Regions from separate parts of the Mus musculus genome. Here regions 1 and 2 are each linked to region 3. The links are chromatin loops, found by intact Hi-C in ENCODE. Cell type or tissue: left cerebral cortex. All regions are shown on one strand.

What was found. A loop is a pair of places that touch in the nucleus more often than their neighbours do. Peaks named below come from ENCODE experiments on the same cell type or tissue, not always from the same donor. Only the 100,000 strongest peaks of a DNase experiment are listed, where the experiment ranks them.
Region 1: a loop joins it to region 3, with 6 times the contacts of the local background. A loop is called at or near these places in 7 of 42 quality-filtered maps.
Region 2: it touches region 3 in a loop (2.3-fold over the local background); 25 of 42 quality-filtered maps call a loop at or near these places.

The regions. Positions count from the first base shown.
Region 1 is chr16:78,234,824-78,239,823 of GRCm38, reverse strand. Gm31613 (a long non-coding RNA gene) reads right to left here. Exons shown (of 3, transcript XR_384991.2): 2 at 2,094-2,507; 3 at 882-1,890. It overlaps Gm41477 (a long non-coding RNA gene), which reads left to right and starts at 2,832. Exons shown (of 2, transcript XR_876182.2): 1 at 2,832-3,412. In left cerebral cortex, no CTCF peak of the experiment used is centred here; DNase peaks (open chromatin) are centred at 1,641, 1,732, 2,419, 2,852 and 1 more place; H3K4me3 peaks cover 2,040 bases; H3K27ac peaks cover 1,146 bases.
Region 2 is chr16:78,196,392-78,201,391 of GRCm38, reverse strand. No RefSeq gene overlaps it. Among named protein-coding and RNA genes, the nearest start is that of Gm31613, 24 kb to the left of the region's middle. In left cerebral cortex, CTCF peaks have their summits at 2,424 and 3,723 (motif pointing left); DNase peaks (open chromatin) are centred at 2,424 and 3,718; H3K4me3 peaks cover 377 bases.
Region 3 is chr16:78,297,893-78,302,892 of GRCm38, reverse strand. It overlaps Cxadr (coxsackie virus and adenovirus receptor), which reads right to left and starts at 1,222. Exons shown (of 7, transcript NM_001025192.3): 1 at 1,019-1,222. The coding sequence starts at 1,061. In left cerebral cortex, no CTCF peak of the experiment used is centred here; DNase peaks (open chromatin) are centred at 617, 741, 1,244, 2,773 and 1 more place; H3K4me3 peaks cover 1,964 bases; H3K27ac peaks cover 1,839 bases.

The sequences.
Region 1 (5,000 bases), 63 kb after region 3:
TGCATAATCAATACATAGACATAATACATAATAAAAAAATACCCTCTCAAGTGAAGTGGTTTCCAAACCAATGGGATTTGTGACATTTTCCTAATGCCCCACTGAACTTTTCACTCTATTACCCTCCTTTGTCCCTCTCGAATTAGAGATAGGACTCTTTCAAAGGCAAACAGAATCAGACTTAGGTTAAGGAATAGAGGCTGTAGAGACAAACCATGACTAGCCTTCGCTAGGGATAAGGTAGGTATAGCATTGAGTCCAGACCAGTGGTTCTCAGCCTTCCTAACCCTCTCTGCATGCTGTGGTGACCTCCAACCTTCGTTGCTACTTCATAACTAATTTTGCTGCTGGTATGAATCGTGTTATAATGTAAATATCTGATGTGCAGGCTATCTAATATGCCACCCCCCAAAGGCTTCCCACTGTCCTTTTAGGAATGTGAATACCCCTAATCTGTGACTGCCTACAGTCCACCTTGGTCTAAAACATTAAAAATATGCCAGAGCCGGGCGTGGTGGCGCACGCCTTTAATCCCAGCACTCGGGAGGCAGAGGCAGGCGGATTTCTGAGTTCGAGGCCAGCCTGGTCTACAAAGTGAGTTCCAGGACAGCCAGGGCTATACAGAGAAACCCTGTCTCGAAAAACAAACAAACAAACAAACAAACAAACAAACAAACAAAAAAGCCAGAAATAATTTAAAAAAACACTCCAGAAATTAATTTCAGAACATTTAATTTGTTTATTCTTTTTATTTTTAAACAAGGTATTATGTAGTACAGGTAGGCCTTGAACTCACTAGAAAGGCAAGGATGGCTTTGAACTCAGAATCCTCCCACTCGGGATTGCAAGAATTCCAGGTGTGCACCGCGGTCCCAGGCTAAAACACTTACTAATTTTTAATTGCTTTACAAAAGCACCTTTTGAGTGGACAAATTCTTCCCTGATGAGGTCCTAGCTAAGCAAACACACGACTAAAACAAAATCTTCACTCGCTTTTGTCATCTCCTGAGCAACAAACTAAAAAGCCCGTGTGCAGTTCGAGAATAAACACCAGAAAAGCGCAAAAAATCAACCCTGGACGCCAAAGATCCAGAATGAACGCTCAGCAGGGAGGTGGTCGGGTGGAGCAGTGAACGCTCAGCAGGCTGCAGCCCCGCAAATTCCCAGAGTCCCAGTAGCCTCTGCCAATCTGAACCGAGGGCTGGGGGCTGGGCTGGGCTGGCTGCAGGGATCAAAGAGAAACAGGGGGAAACAGGCCCGGGACTGTCTGCTCTCTGAGCAAAGATAATAGCATCCTCGCTGTGGCGAGAATGAACACACAGAGCAAGGTTTAAAAACACAATGAGCTCAGAGCTGGTCGGATTCCTTTATCCCACGCCTCAAACTCATCAGGCTTGTCCTCAATTCAGAATCACTCTAATATTGAGTTACAGGGTGAGAGAAATAAAAGGGCAAACCACGGAGTGTTTTTCAGAGCGCAGGGGTTGCCACGTCTTCATATGAAGGAGTCGATTTAGTGGGCTGAGGGTCGCGTTTAAAACCCGGGGGAGAAAAGGGAAGTGAGGAAGGCAGGCAGGCAGGCAGGCAGGTGACATGCTTATCGTGGGGATAAGCCTTACTCGTGAAGTCTTGCTGTGTGTGTGTGTGTGTGTGTGTGTGTGTGTGTGTGTGTGTGTGTGTGTGTGTGTGTGTGTTTGGTATCTTATTGTGAGCATCAGTGAAAACTGAGGTACTCTCTCCAGGTTTTCCGTCTTAGGAGACAAGGCTTTCAGAAACAGGACTTCATCAGCTCCTCTGTTACCGCCCAAGGACGACGTTCCTTCCTCCTTCGCTGCTTCACGTGATAATAAGGATCCCGGTGTGGTGGGGCTTCGCCTCAACGAAACAATTCTTAAAAAAAAAAAAAAAGGTTCCAGAGTCGCACTGCTCTCTCTCGGAAACTGTCTGTCAGAAACAATGAGGAGCCTCCCTCCAGGACCTCTAATTAACGAGAGGGGGAGGGGAGGGGAAGAAGGAGAGGGCGGGGCGGGGGGGGGGGGAAGAGAATAGAAGAGAGAGAAGAGAATAGAGAAGAGAGAAGGATAATAGCATACCTCAGATGCAAAAGTGGCCACTTGGCCACTGTTCTTTAGTGATCCAGACTCTGGAGAAGTCTGCATGGACGCCGGGGAGGGGGTGGGGGATGGGACGAGTAGATTCGTGAACAGCCTTTCTCTTCTTACGCCCCCCCCCCGCCCCCCGCTTTTGCTTTTTCTCTTACAGTTTGAGTCCAATTAGGCTTTATAACTCGTTTTCTGATTTCCAAAGCAGATGGGTGACCAGGCAAAGGGCAGAAACAACGTAAAAGATTTTTGGCTAAAGGTGAAAGACAGCTTCTCCCACTCACCATATTTAACTACTAGTGTGTGGGCGACCTGATCTCTGCATCTCAAGGAATTGAGAATAAAACTAAAACTCGCCAGATACAGGGGGATCTTCACAGTAGATGGTTTTGTGTTTCGCGAAGTCTGGAAGGAAAGGGGGGAGGGGTTTCCTTAAGGACATTCTGGTAAAAGGTAACAATCGAAGGCAAATCTCTTCCCTGCCCTACGCATAAGAAAAATTATCTAAGGGTTTGCTGCTATCTAAGGGTGACCACTAAAAACAAAACAAAAAAAAGGCGTTTCAAAATGAGTAAGCTTACTTATCACCCCAAGAAATCAGAGTGAAGCATTGGAAACCTAAACCCTAGGAAATCCTGCGGTTCAGATAACGTGACCAGGGCGACAGTCATATTGCTTTCAGGCAGCCTGGCTTAACCTCGAGGGAAACCTTTCCTTGGAGTTCAGCTCAAAGAGGCAGACGTCATGTGCACAGAGCACTTGCAAATCTGGTGCCACGCTAGCTAAATTAGCTGAATCAGCACATTATCGTGGAAGGCGGGGTACTTTCTCGCCCTTCTGTGGGACATTGATCCCGGAACGCTGCTGAAAGTCTGGCTGCTGCTGAAAGGATCACCTCTATCTAATTACTATCTTAGGAGCTCAGTTTCTCCAGAGGAGGAAATGTGTGCCACTTTCCCACCTCAAAGCTGCTGCCGCAAAGCAGTGTGGAAGCACACACACTGGATCTGGGTGGGACATTGTTGCTGAAGGATCTCAGTTTCTGAGTCTTGCTTGGTCCTTGGCTCACCAAGCCCATCTCTGGTTCACGGTAAAGGCTTGGGGATTTGCCATCATCTTTAGACACAGATGACCTTTTCATTTTCTCCTGAGACAGAGTCCCATATAGTACAGGTTAGCATCAAAGTTGCTCTGCAGACGAGGGTGACCTTTGCACTTTGATTCTTCTGCTTTTGTGCACTACAGGGGTGCACCACCACACGAAGGAGATCGAACACAGGGACTCATATATGTCAAGTTAATCAAGCCAGGTAAGTTACTCCTGTAGCCTTTTCTTTCCCATACCTCCTAATGCATTCTCTCTCTCTCTCTCTCTCTCTCTCTCTCTCTCTCATCTCTTTTCTCTCTTCTCTCTTCTCTCCTCTCTTCTTCCTCTCTCTCTCCTCTCTTCTTCCTCTCTCTCCCTCTTCTCTCTTCTTCCTCTCTCTCTTCTTCCTGTCTCTGTCTCTGTCTCTGTCTCTGTCTCTGTCTCTCTCTCTCTCCCTCTCTCTCTCAGACAGAGTCTCACTATGTAGCCCTAGCTGATCTTGGCATTGAACACAGAGATTCACCTTCCTCTGCCTCCAGAGTACCGTGGTGAAAGGCTTATACCATCACGTTCAGCCCCTCAGATTCCTAATTCTAAACCTGCAAAATGAATCTTTTATGGTAGAGTGTTGGTTAGTTTTTGTCACACATGACACCAGATAGAGTCACCTGGGAAGAGGGAACTGAAATTGAGGAATTGGCTACAACAGATTGGCAAACCTGTAGGGGCATTTTCTTGATTAATGGTTGATGTGGGAGGGCCTAGCTCACTGTGGGCAGTTCACTCCCTAGGCAGGTGTTCCTGGATTGCATAAGAAAGCAAGCTGAACAAGCTTTGAAAAGCAAGCCAGTAAACACCACTCCTCTATGGCCTCTGCTTCAGTTCCCACCTCCATGTTTCTTCTTTGGTTTCTACCCTTCCTTCCCTCGATAATGGTGATACAGTAAGTGCAAACAAAATAACTTCCTTGCTCCCCCGTAGTTGCTTTTGCTCAGCATTTTATCACAAACAGACATCACACTAGAATGGATGTGGGTTTCAGTTTTTCAGAAAGCTGAGTATGAAGCTTCTGGCACAATGGTAGTGTGTCTGAGCTTTGAAAGTGAACGATGACGCTGAGAAACAGTCTAGCTACTATTTTCTTGTACTCATAGCATAACATCAACACCAGCTTCACTCATGTCTTTTAATGTGCCCTTTCTTCTCCCTCTCCCCCCTCCTTTCCTCCCTTCCTCCTTCCCCGAATCCCTCTCTTCTCCTCCTTTTCTTCTTCACCCAATATCTCTGAATGTCTGCAGTATGCCGAACTTTTCATTAGCACAGCCCCTTCTCCGCAACTCAGTTAATAAAAATAAATATAAAGATTAAAGCCAGTTGTTATTATAACATTGTATGAAAGAGCTACACAGAGCCAGGCCGTAGCAGGGCAGGAGGAGCTTTTGGGAGAGGTCAGAGGTGAGTGTTTCAGGGTGTGTGGGAGTAAGCCACACATGAAGAAAGCATTAAGAACCCTGCAGACTGAGGACCACAGGAGGAGGGCTGGAAGGAGAAAAGTGATGAACAGCAAGGGACAGATTGAGACGAAGCGGTCCTTCTGCTGTGTGCCTCTTTTGGAAGGTTTGACTTCTATAGGGGTCAATAACATGTTTTCATAGTTATTGGATATTATGTTTATTATGGTGTGGGTATCCTCGGGAGTATCATGTGTGTAGGAATGTGGGCACACATATGCCACATTGCATGTGTAGAGGTCACAGGCTGACTTCAGGAGTCAGTTTTCTCCTGCTACTGTGGGTACCAGGAATTCAGAC
Region 2 (5,000 bases), 100 kb after region 3:
CATCAGTTAGTACCATGTCAGGATTATGACTGGGCACACGAGAAAAAAGGTACATATCTATCTCTATATATGCTGGAGACATTTGTCACGTGATCCCTGGTGTCTTTGTCATGCACACACACACACACATATATATGTACACACACATGTGTACACACACACACACACACACACACACACACACTGGAGCTTCCCAGTCGTCTCTATAGTGTCACATGATCCCTGGTGTCTTTGTCATATATATATATATATACACACACACACATACACACACACACATATATGTACACACACATGTGTATACACACACACACACACACACACACACTGGAGCTTCCCAGTCGTCTCTATAGTGTCACGTGACCCCTGGTGTCTTTGTCATGCACACACACACACACACACACACACACACACATATGTACACACATGTGTACACACACACACACACACACACATACACACACGCGCGCGCACACACACTGGAGCTTCCCAGTCGTCTCTATAGTGTCACATGACAGGGCAGAAGCCATCAGTGTCCTCAGGGTGCTAGAGAGCTTGCTCTTTTGCATGTAGACTCATTGAACATCTACGTCTAGAATCAGCAGGAAGCCCACGCTTTCTTCTGTACATGAAGCTACCTGCCAGTGTGGATTATGGGGAGGGACAGAAAGCCTACTAATGAAGGTTTTAGTAAAGTGACCCAGTTTGTTTGGAGCCCCCACATTCTCTGGTGACACGAATCTGGCCCCTCCCTCATATCTTCTGTGACGTGAGTGCATATGTTTCTAGTTGGGTTTGTCTGTTCCAAGCTGTTAGGAGAGCACAGAATGCCGACATCTGAGTCACTTTACCACTGGCTTCTTATTATTTTCACAGTACCAAGAATTTGGTATTGTTTTGGTATTTTGTGGACAGTAATCTTTAACCACTTCCTCTGTTCCTTTCGTGTTTGTGAGCTTATAACTTAAAATAATTTTTCTTACTGAAATTAGTTCCAGGCAAGTACAAAAAGAAACGTGTTTCATTTTATCTGCCGCAAATATTTGCCCTTCTTACTAAAGATTAACTTTCTCTGAGTAAGGAAGTAACGGCCATGTGATCATTTGGTGGAGGCTCGAAGCCCGCACTAAAACGCCTTATGCTAGAAAAGAAAAAGAGAAGTTATGAAAAAGATTAAGTGAGGCACAATTTTGTTGGTTGGTGATTCTTTTCATTTTTATCTTTTGAGCTTTTTGCACAGTCAGGGGCCAAACTCAGAGTCTCACACCTGAATTTTTAAAGCTAAAGTTTTAAACTGATTTATTTTTTTCCCCCTCCTTGAATGGCTTTTCCTCCATATTCAGCTGTTTTGGGGTTGACATTGATGCTGGGCTCAGCACTTTGGAAGCAGAAAGATTCTGGATTTGAGGCTAGCGTAGAGTTGATATTGATACCCTGGAGGAAAAGGAAGTAAAGCAGACAGGGGTAGAAGGCTCCTCTGTTTCCACAGATAGAAACAGCCTCCTCATTTATAATTTTCCTAATCAACTATCTACTATCTATCTATTATATCTCTCTCCATCCATCCATCCATCCATCCATCCATCCATCCATCCATCTACCCATCCATCATCTACGCATTTCTTTCTTACATTTTTTTAATTTATTGATTGATTTACTTCTGCATGGGTGTTTGTGTGTCAATGAGCAAGCTGGCTAGCTAGGTAGATTACTTCAGTCACCAAACTCTGGGCTCAAGTGAGAAACTCTGCCTCCTTATAGAAGGTGGAAAACAATCAAGGAAGACGCTGGCCATCAACTTCTGGCCTCCATGTGTGCATCTGTACACGCACCTGTGTGTGCTCGTGTGCATGGGGTGTGGGGTGTGGGGTGTGGGGTGTGGGGTGTGAGTCTCTCTTCCTGTCATGTGTCCCCGGATTGAATTCAGATCAGGCTTCGTGATAAGTACCAGCTGAAGGTACTCGCTCTCTCGCTCTGTCTCTCTCTCAACGTCTGTCTGTCTCAACACTACTTTAATTTGCCACTGAGTGTTCTTAAAATTACTACAAAAACCGGAAGCCTGATTTGGCATAGGGTTCTCAGTTTTGGAAGAGAAAAAAGAAAAATCTAACAGAATTTTAGGTAACTGCGAAATTTCATGAGAATATAATCCTTATTAGTAGCATTAAACTCAGCCCGCAAGTAACAGATTACTGTGTTTTCACAGCCCACTTTGTGTTGATCGTCTTTACGTTCCTTTCCGCCCCGCCCCACCCTTCTATTCCCAGTAGCCCCCTCAGAATGCTGCATTAACTTTCAACCTTCATTTTTTGTCTTTGAGCAAAAGGCGATCACGTCAATTTCCAAATGGCTTAGTAGTTTCATAGGCGTTATTTTGGGAGCTCAGTGGGCAACGTGGCTTTTTTTTGAGAGAGAACAGCGACATCTCTTGGCCGTCACGGGTACTGCGCGTTCAGGGGAGGTTGCAAATTGCACCTCATTGGGTTCTCCGAAGACATACATCTGTGAGGCGAAGTTTTCAGTGGTTGTTGTGGTCGAAAGCAGAGCCCACACGAAAACATCCGAGAGTCAGGAAATGATGACAGCGGTGCTAATCTCATTCTGATGTTTGACAGGTGCCTGACTGGTACTGTGATGGTTTTTAAACGATCAACTGTTCTTTGACAATCTTTCCTTTAGAAATAGAGTCTAACCATTTCCTTGGGTGTGGGCTTAACCAACTGACCAGCACTTTAGGAATGTAATCTGACAGAAGTGTTGGGGAGTGGGGGTGGGGCCGCTACTTTCAAGGGTAAGTCCTAGAAAGCCATAGAGCCATTTTCTTTCATCTCTGGGAGCTGTTACAACTAAGGACCTGCAAGTCCTTTTCTAGAGAAGTCCACGTGGTGAGAAAGTGATCCAATCTAACCATACATCAAGTAGGGAGCTGAGGCACCATGGGACTGAGTTATCTTTCGAAGCCTGCCTCAGTCTCCGGGAAATCTTATCTATGTCCTCAGTCAATCGTAACTGTACCCACATCAGAGATCCAAGCTATTCAGCTGAAATCCTTCCAGATCCCATACAAACACTGTCATATAATACAATTTGTAAGTAGAATTAACAGAGCCAGTAAGATATAATGAAAGATAAATTATTTCCCCATTTATGTATATAAAGAGGTATTGGATGGTCTGAACTTAAATACACTTTACATTATTCAAAGTAAGAGTTCTTAGCAAATAGAACTTTGGGTGCTTGGGAATCAAGCAGGACTATGGTGTGAGAGTCCAAGACAGTGCGCTGTGTAATAAGTGTGTCCTGTACAAAGTTTGGGAACCATATGTAAGCATACTAAACATGGCTTTACTTTAAAAGCTTTTAGGCATATAGAATGACTGTTTTGGATTTGAAAAATTTATTACTTTTAATACTTGACACATGCATTTCTCATGTCAGTGGGAATATGAAAACAGAAAAAAAGTTCCATTCAGAATTAAAATTTCCAAGAAAGTGATTATTTGAGTATAAATAGGTGAGTATTAATTAAACAGGAAGGGAGTTTTTTTCCCCTTATTGATTTAAGATACATGAGGGCTAATATAAAAAATGAGAACATGTTAATTTGCCTACACAAAGAGTGGAAAGGACAGGTTATAGGTGTTCTAAGTCACTCTGTATGTGCGGTGCCGTTAACTACAGCAGGCTGTTTATTGAAAATAGAAGACGCAAAGCACCCCCTGGTGGCCGTTGTTGAAGTAACCGTCCAACTGCAAGAGAAGGCTTATAAACTTTTTTGAGACAGTATTTAAATGGGATCTGTCATTCTTTAAGTAAACTTACCGATGGCTCTGGATTTGTAGTTTGCTGGACACAATAACTCAGTGTTTTCTAAAAGCTAATTCAGCAACATTGGATAGTCTTGTTTTATAGAAGAAAAACCCTTTTCAGGTCAAGGCATTAGGGAAACACAATGTGTGGAGTTTTTTTTTTTTTTTTTTTTTTTTTTTTTTTTTTTTTTTTTTTCAAAGCAGGTCACATAAGAATGACGCAAGAAATAACTGAATCGCAGCACAAGGGACCCTTCATGTTATAAATCGAAGTACAGCGTCTTCCAAAACAAAACAATAAAACAAAACAAAAGAAAACAAAACACTTTGTGCTTTAATCCAAGACCCCTTGTTGGTGTGAGAAGAGGCAGGCAAGGAATTAGAGAGATAAGCAGTCATGACTCTGAGGCAGGTGTGGGATGCAGACCAGGAGCAGTGTGGGATGGGCAGAGTCCTTCCTCCACTTCCGGGGCCACCGGGGCAGGCAGAGGATGCAAGCGAAGCCGGTGAGGGGATTGCTAAAGCCTGTGGCTGTCCTGACATCCCCTAGTCTGGATAAGCAAAGGCTTTAGTAAACTGTTGTTTGGACTAAACAGAAAATGCTGCAACAAAAAGGATAATAATCAGGCTTTGTGAATCTGCTAATTACTGTTTGCACTGCAAGACTGAGAGACTTCTCTGTATTGTCTCTGAGGATGGGGACACCAACACAATGCGTCACAGTCTTCTCTTTTTCTCTCTCCCTCTCTCGCTCCAACCCTCACTTTCTCTTTCCCTCACCCACTCTCTCTCCTTCCTTCCTTCCTTCCTTCCTTCCTTCCTTCCTTCCTTCCTTCCTTCCTTCCTTCCTTCCTTCCTTCCTTCTTTCCTTCTAGCCAGGAAGATTTTTTCAAGGGTTTGCTCACCTGGTGTTCAAAACTGCTTCCTCTCTCCATGGACTAATAATTCAGGCTCTTCACATAGAAAAGGGTGAGTAGAGTCAGTAGACAATGGAGGTAAGGAAAGCGCGATTCTAAAACTGCAAACTTATCTCGCCTTCATTGTTCACTCAAAACAATTAGTTTTCATTCTGATGAGTAAGTGTAGTGTATAGAGCCTTATAGACAGCGTGGAATTCTAGAACCAGAGTCCGTTTTGAATAGTAGTTTAGCTCTATAAATTTCTAGATGCCAGCACATGCTGAAATGAGGA
Region 3 (5,000 bases):
GCAGATCCAACAACCTTCCCAACTCCCGCAATCCTAAGCAATCCTCTTCGGAGGCTACGGTGTGTGTGCGCGTGCGTGCTTCCCAGAGTTGAACGTGTAAATCTTTTACATGACTCACTTGGCTCGAAAATTCCTCCAATTGCTTAGTATTAGGAAATGAGACCGACTTGTTAAAAACACACTTAGAAAAAGATTAATTTCTAAGTGCTAGAATGCGTATGCGTCCTGGGGTCCAGGCATTTTTTTTTTAATGCCTTATTTCCTGAAAGAGACGCTCTGCAGCTGAAAGATGTACTGGGCGATTTCTACCACCACACGCCTCACCACCTGAACGTCAATCATCATACAAAAAAAAAAAAAAAAAATCAACTTATTACAAACCCGGGCTAACTCCTCCCCAACAGCGATTTCAGACCTTCGGCTCCTAATACCTCGTCTCGGAGCTGCTGGGTCGAGCTAGCCTGTTCTTTGAGACTAAAAACCAGCAGCTTCGGTGCTTCTTTCCTAAAGGTAGCCAGGGCGACTGACACCGAACGGCTCAGTCTTCTCTCAAATAATGGCGTTGGTAATTCAGCCTCCCCGGCTTGGACTACCCGATACCTAAAAACTCGCAGCCCGGAGCTTGGAAATCGGGGAAGGCTGGCGGCACACAACACCCAGGCAGACGCGGGAAACAGACAAGGGCAGATAAAGCCAAATGGTCCCCAGGGTAAGCTGCCCTGGAGGCGCGCCCCACACGCCCCTGGGCGAGCCTCCGCCACCGCCACCGGACGATCGGGTCCCCGCTCCGCTGCCTCCCAGACGCCTCACGCCCCCTGCGCCGCTCCCGGGGACCGATGCATTCTCCGGGCTGGCGCGCGTGGTCCGGGGCAGATCACCCTGTGCATGGGTGCCCATCCGCCACTACCACGGCAGCGCCCCCCAAATTGAGCCGCCCCCTCCCCCCACGCCCCATTGTTCCCGGGAGGCCGCGAGCTGGGAGCGCAAGCGACTGGGACGGAGAGGTGCCGCAACTCACCCGCGATCCCGCACAAGAGCACGAAGCACAGTAGGCGCGCCATGGTAGCTGCCGGCCGGGTCGTGGCTTGCAGGTAAACGATCTCGGCTGGGAGCCCTGGTTTTCCCAGAGCCTGGTACACTCCCGACTGGCTCCCGGCGGTGGCAGCAGCGAAGGCACCTCTGCGCCCCGCCCCAGCTCGGCAGGTGAACGCGTCACTTCCGGCAGCACCCGGGAGCCCCTAAGCAAGAGCCCACAGTGTTGGCGCCCTGGGGTTGCCATGGAAACTGGGATCAGCCCGCGTCCCACCCCCCCTCCCCACCCCCACTCCCCTCTAAGGAACCTTCCAGTCCCAGCGGTCTTGCGCGCTGTACACCTGCTTGCGCTAGCAGCCACCTCCAGCTCTCCCGACTCCTGGTTAAATCGCTTTGTGAGCTGGGAAGCAGCGAGCCAGTCTCACTGCTGAAACAGTCACGCCCTCCTCCCCAGAGCCCAGCTCCAGGCCGGAATTGCTCCCTCTCCCTAAACCTTGAGCTAGGTTTCTTTCGACACACCACTAGCCAGCAGTCACCGCATCCTGTGGTCAGGGGTGGGGACCTCCTGGCACCCGTGTTTCCAAGGGCGATCAGAGAGCCCCGCCAATATCTTGCCTTCTTTTTGAATGGCTAGGTTCCTATTGAAGGCTCAGGAGAGGCTTTTCTTCCGCCCCTGTATACACTAGACCTATAAATTGAGGCGGCAGGTTTAACAAATACTTGGGGCTTTTCTCCTCCTTGCGATTATGAGTCGTTCCAGCCCTGAAGTTAGCCCACAGGGACAAAAGAACTTTAAAAGTGGGACCGGTTGGGGATGGCTAAGTGAACGGGAGTGGCTCTTGGAAATTAGGAATTTGAAAAGCCAGTGCAATCCCGCCCTGCAGCTCTCCCAAGCTGTTATCCTCAGACTTGCCTTTGCTAACTATTCTTGGTTGCTCTTCCCAGATTTTTTTTTTAACTGTTAGAAATGTTGAAATTCACAAGAGCCCCATATTAGGAGGTAGAAAACAGAAGAAACCAGCGTAATGGCCAAGAGTTAGGGGTCTTGGTGGGCAAGTTATTTAGAAGTGAAAGTGAAATCGTGCATTAAAAAAAAAAATGCTTGGTAGGTCCAGAGATGGCTCAACAGTTAAGAGCAATGGCTGCTCATCCACAGGTCCCGAGTTCAACTCCCAGCAACCACATAGTGGCTGGCTCACAACCATCTGTAATGGGATCAAGTACCCTCTTCTGGTATATCTGAAGACAGCGACAGTGTATTCAAATATATAAAAATAAATAAATCTTTTTTAAAAAATGCTTGCCCCCCCCCCCACAGAGCACATAGTGCTCAGCAAGTAGGGACTAATAAAGGAATATTGGGAATGCCTTGTTGCTTGTTGAACCAGAGAAAAGAGAGAAGGCAGGTGTAGGGGGTGATAGGGATGTCCCCACAGGCTCATATATTTAAATGCTTAATCACTATTTGGAAGGATTAGAAGGATTGGGTACTGCAGCCTTTTGGAGTAGGTGTGGCCTTGTTGGAGGAGGTGAATCCCTGGGGGCAGGCTTAGAGGTTTCAAAACACCCATAAGATCCTGGCTCTCTCTTGCCTCTTCCCACCTCCTCTCCTTTCCGATCAAGATGAGGCTCTCAGCTTCATCTGCCTCATACCTGCATCATTGCCTGTCTGCATGCTCCCTGCATGATAATTATGGACTGAAAACGGTAGGCAAGTCTCCAATTAAATGCCCTATTTTGTAAGAGCTGCCTTTGCCGTGGTGTCTATTCATAGTAACAGAACAATAACTGGGACAGAAGAATAACCAGACTTAAGGCTACAGGCTCCTACGGGGGAGGGAAAAGAGTAGAGTCCAAGCAGAGGTGCGCTACCCTGCTAAAGAGCTTAAAGCGTTGGCTAATTCAGTCAAGCAGAAGCCTGGGAATGGACTTTAAGGGGGTGAGACAATGGTAGAAAGAACATAAAACTGGATTAGGCTGAGTTTACTGACATGGGTGCACTGAATGGAGAGTCTAGGTTTAGTATGGAAGCTTGCACAGTCAACAAGGATGCCAGACGTCTGACTAGTTGGCTGAGGCATTTGTTCAGATGCTAAAAGATGGCCTACTAAAAAGGAGTTGGAGATGCCCGATATCCGTTGGCTTAATGTTGATGAAGGGATTTTAAGGTTCAGGGAAATGGCAATACTAGAGTGTGTGACCTTGTAAAAACCCAATCTCCCACAGGGGGAAGGTCCAGAAGACGTGCCCTTCAGTAACCCTTTAAACTACAGAACTGTGAGAGGGGCACCAGCAGATCTGAAGGGCTTTGTTGTCAACCTTAGGGTTGAGACACACAGGGCTGCTCAGTTCGATGAATTAAATGCAATGGGTTTAAATTAGGCTTTGAGGTAACGGAGTCCAAGTGGCAACACTGACTTCCCAGAAGCAATGTGGCCTTAGTCAGGCAGCATTGACAGATCAATGTCCAGAATGGCCTGACCCATAATGGTCAGCACAGGGTCCATTAGATACTGGTTCCGAAAGACCCCCCCCCCCCAAAAAAAACTATTATGGCCCTCCAATTAAATTAAGAGTTTAGGAAGATCTAATGGAGTTTTTGGAGAAGTCTTACTCATAGATAGGTCCAGTGGGTCATCCTGTGGTTATTTCCCCAGGATATATAATTGGAATGAATATACTTAGAAGTCAGAATACTCACATTGGTTTCCTGACCAGTGAAAGGAGGGCTATTGTGGTTGGAAAGGCTAAATGGAAGCCTTTAGAGTTGCCTCTGCCAGGGAAAACAGTGAATCAAAAAACAATACTTTGTTCCAGGAGAAACTGTAAAAATTAGCAGTTGAAAGATGCAAGGGTAATGGTTTATACCCTACCTCCTTTTAATGCGCTGATCTGGCCAGTGCAGAGAGAATGGGTTGGCTGGATATCAGGGACTTGGAAAGAGTACGATTGGAAAACTAGTGAGAAAGACACCTGGAGAAGAAGTAGGTGGATAGATCTCTCCAAATGGGCAAAGGATGTGAAGAGACTGTGTCCCATGTAAATGCGACTTCAAAAGGTGACTTCAGCTGAAGAGTTTAAGAAGCGAGAAGACAGAATAGCCCCTTCTGTAGACAGTCAGCCTCTTTGCCCAGCCATTCTTGTCATTGCCCAACGGACCCATGAACAATGGGGCCGTGATGGCAGAGACAGAGATTATGTGTATGCTCAACAGCACAGACTTCTACTCACCAAGGCTGACCTGGCTACAGCTATTGCTGCGTGCCACTTCTGCCAACAGCAAAGACCAACACTGAGCCCCAGATATAGCACCGTTCCCTGGGGTGACCAGCCAGTGAACTGGTGGTAGGATGGACCACTTCCTCCATGGAAAGGACAATTCTTTGTCATTACTGGAGTAGGTACTTATTCTTCTTATAGATTTGCCTTTGCTGCATATAACACTTCTGCCAAAACCACCATCCGTGGACTTACAGAATGCCTTAGTCACTGATCATGGAATCCACTTGTCTTACTATATTCCCCACCATCTTGAAGCAGCTGGCATGATAGAAAGAGAAAATGGCCTTTTGAAGATATAATTACAGCCCCAATTAGGTGACATCATTCTAGAGGTCTGGGACAAGGGTCTCCAAAAGGTTGTATATGCTTTGAGTCCGTGTCCAAATCATATATGGTATGTTTTCTCCAAGAGTCAGCTGTCTTAGTTAGGGTTTTACTGCTGTGCACACCACGACCAAGGAAACTCAGTGACACACCTATTCCAACAAGGCCACACCTTCCAATAGTGCCACTCCCTGTGCTGAACATACACAAACCATCACACCAGGATCCACAGGTCCAGGAATCAGTAGGTAGAAAATAGAATAGTTCCACTCACTAATAGTGACCCACTAGGAAATTTTCCCTTTCCTCCTCTAATAACCTTAATTTTTGCTGGCCTAGAAGTTTTGTTTCCAGAGCATGGT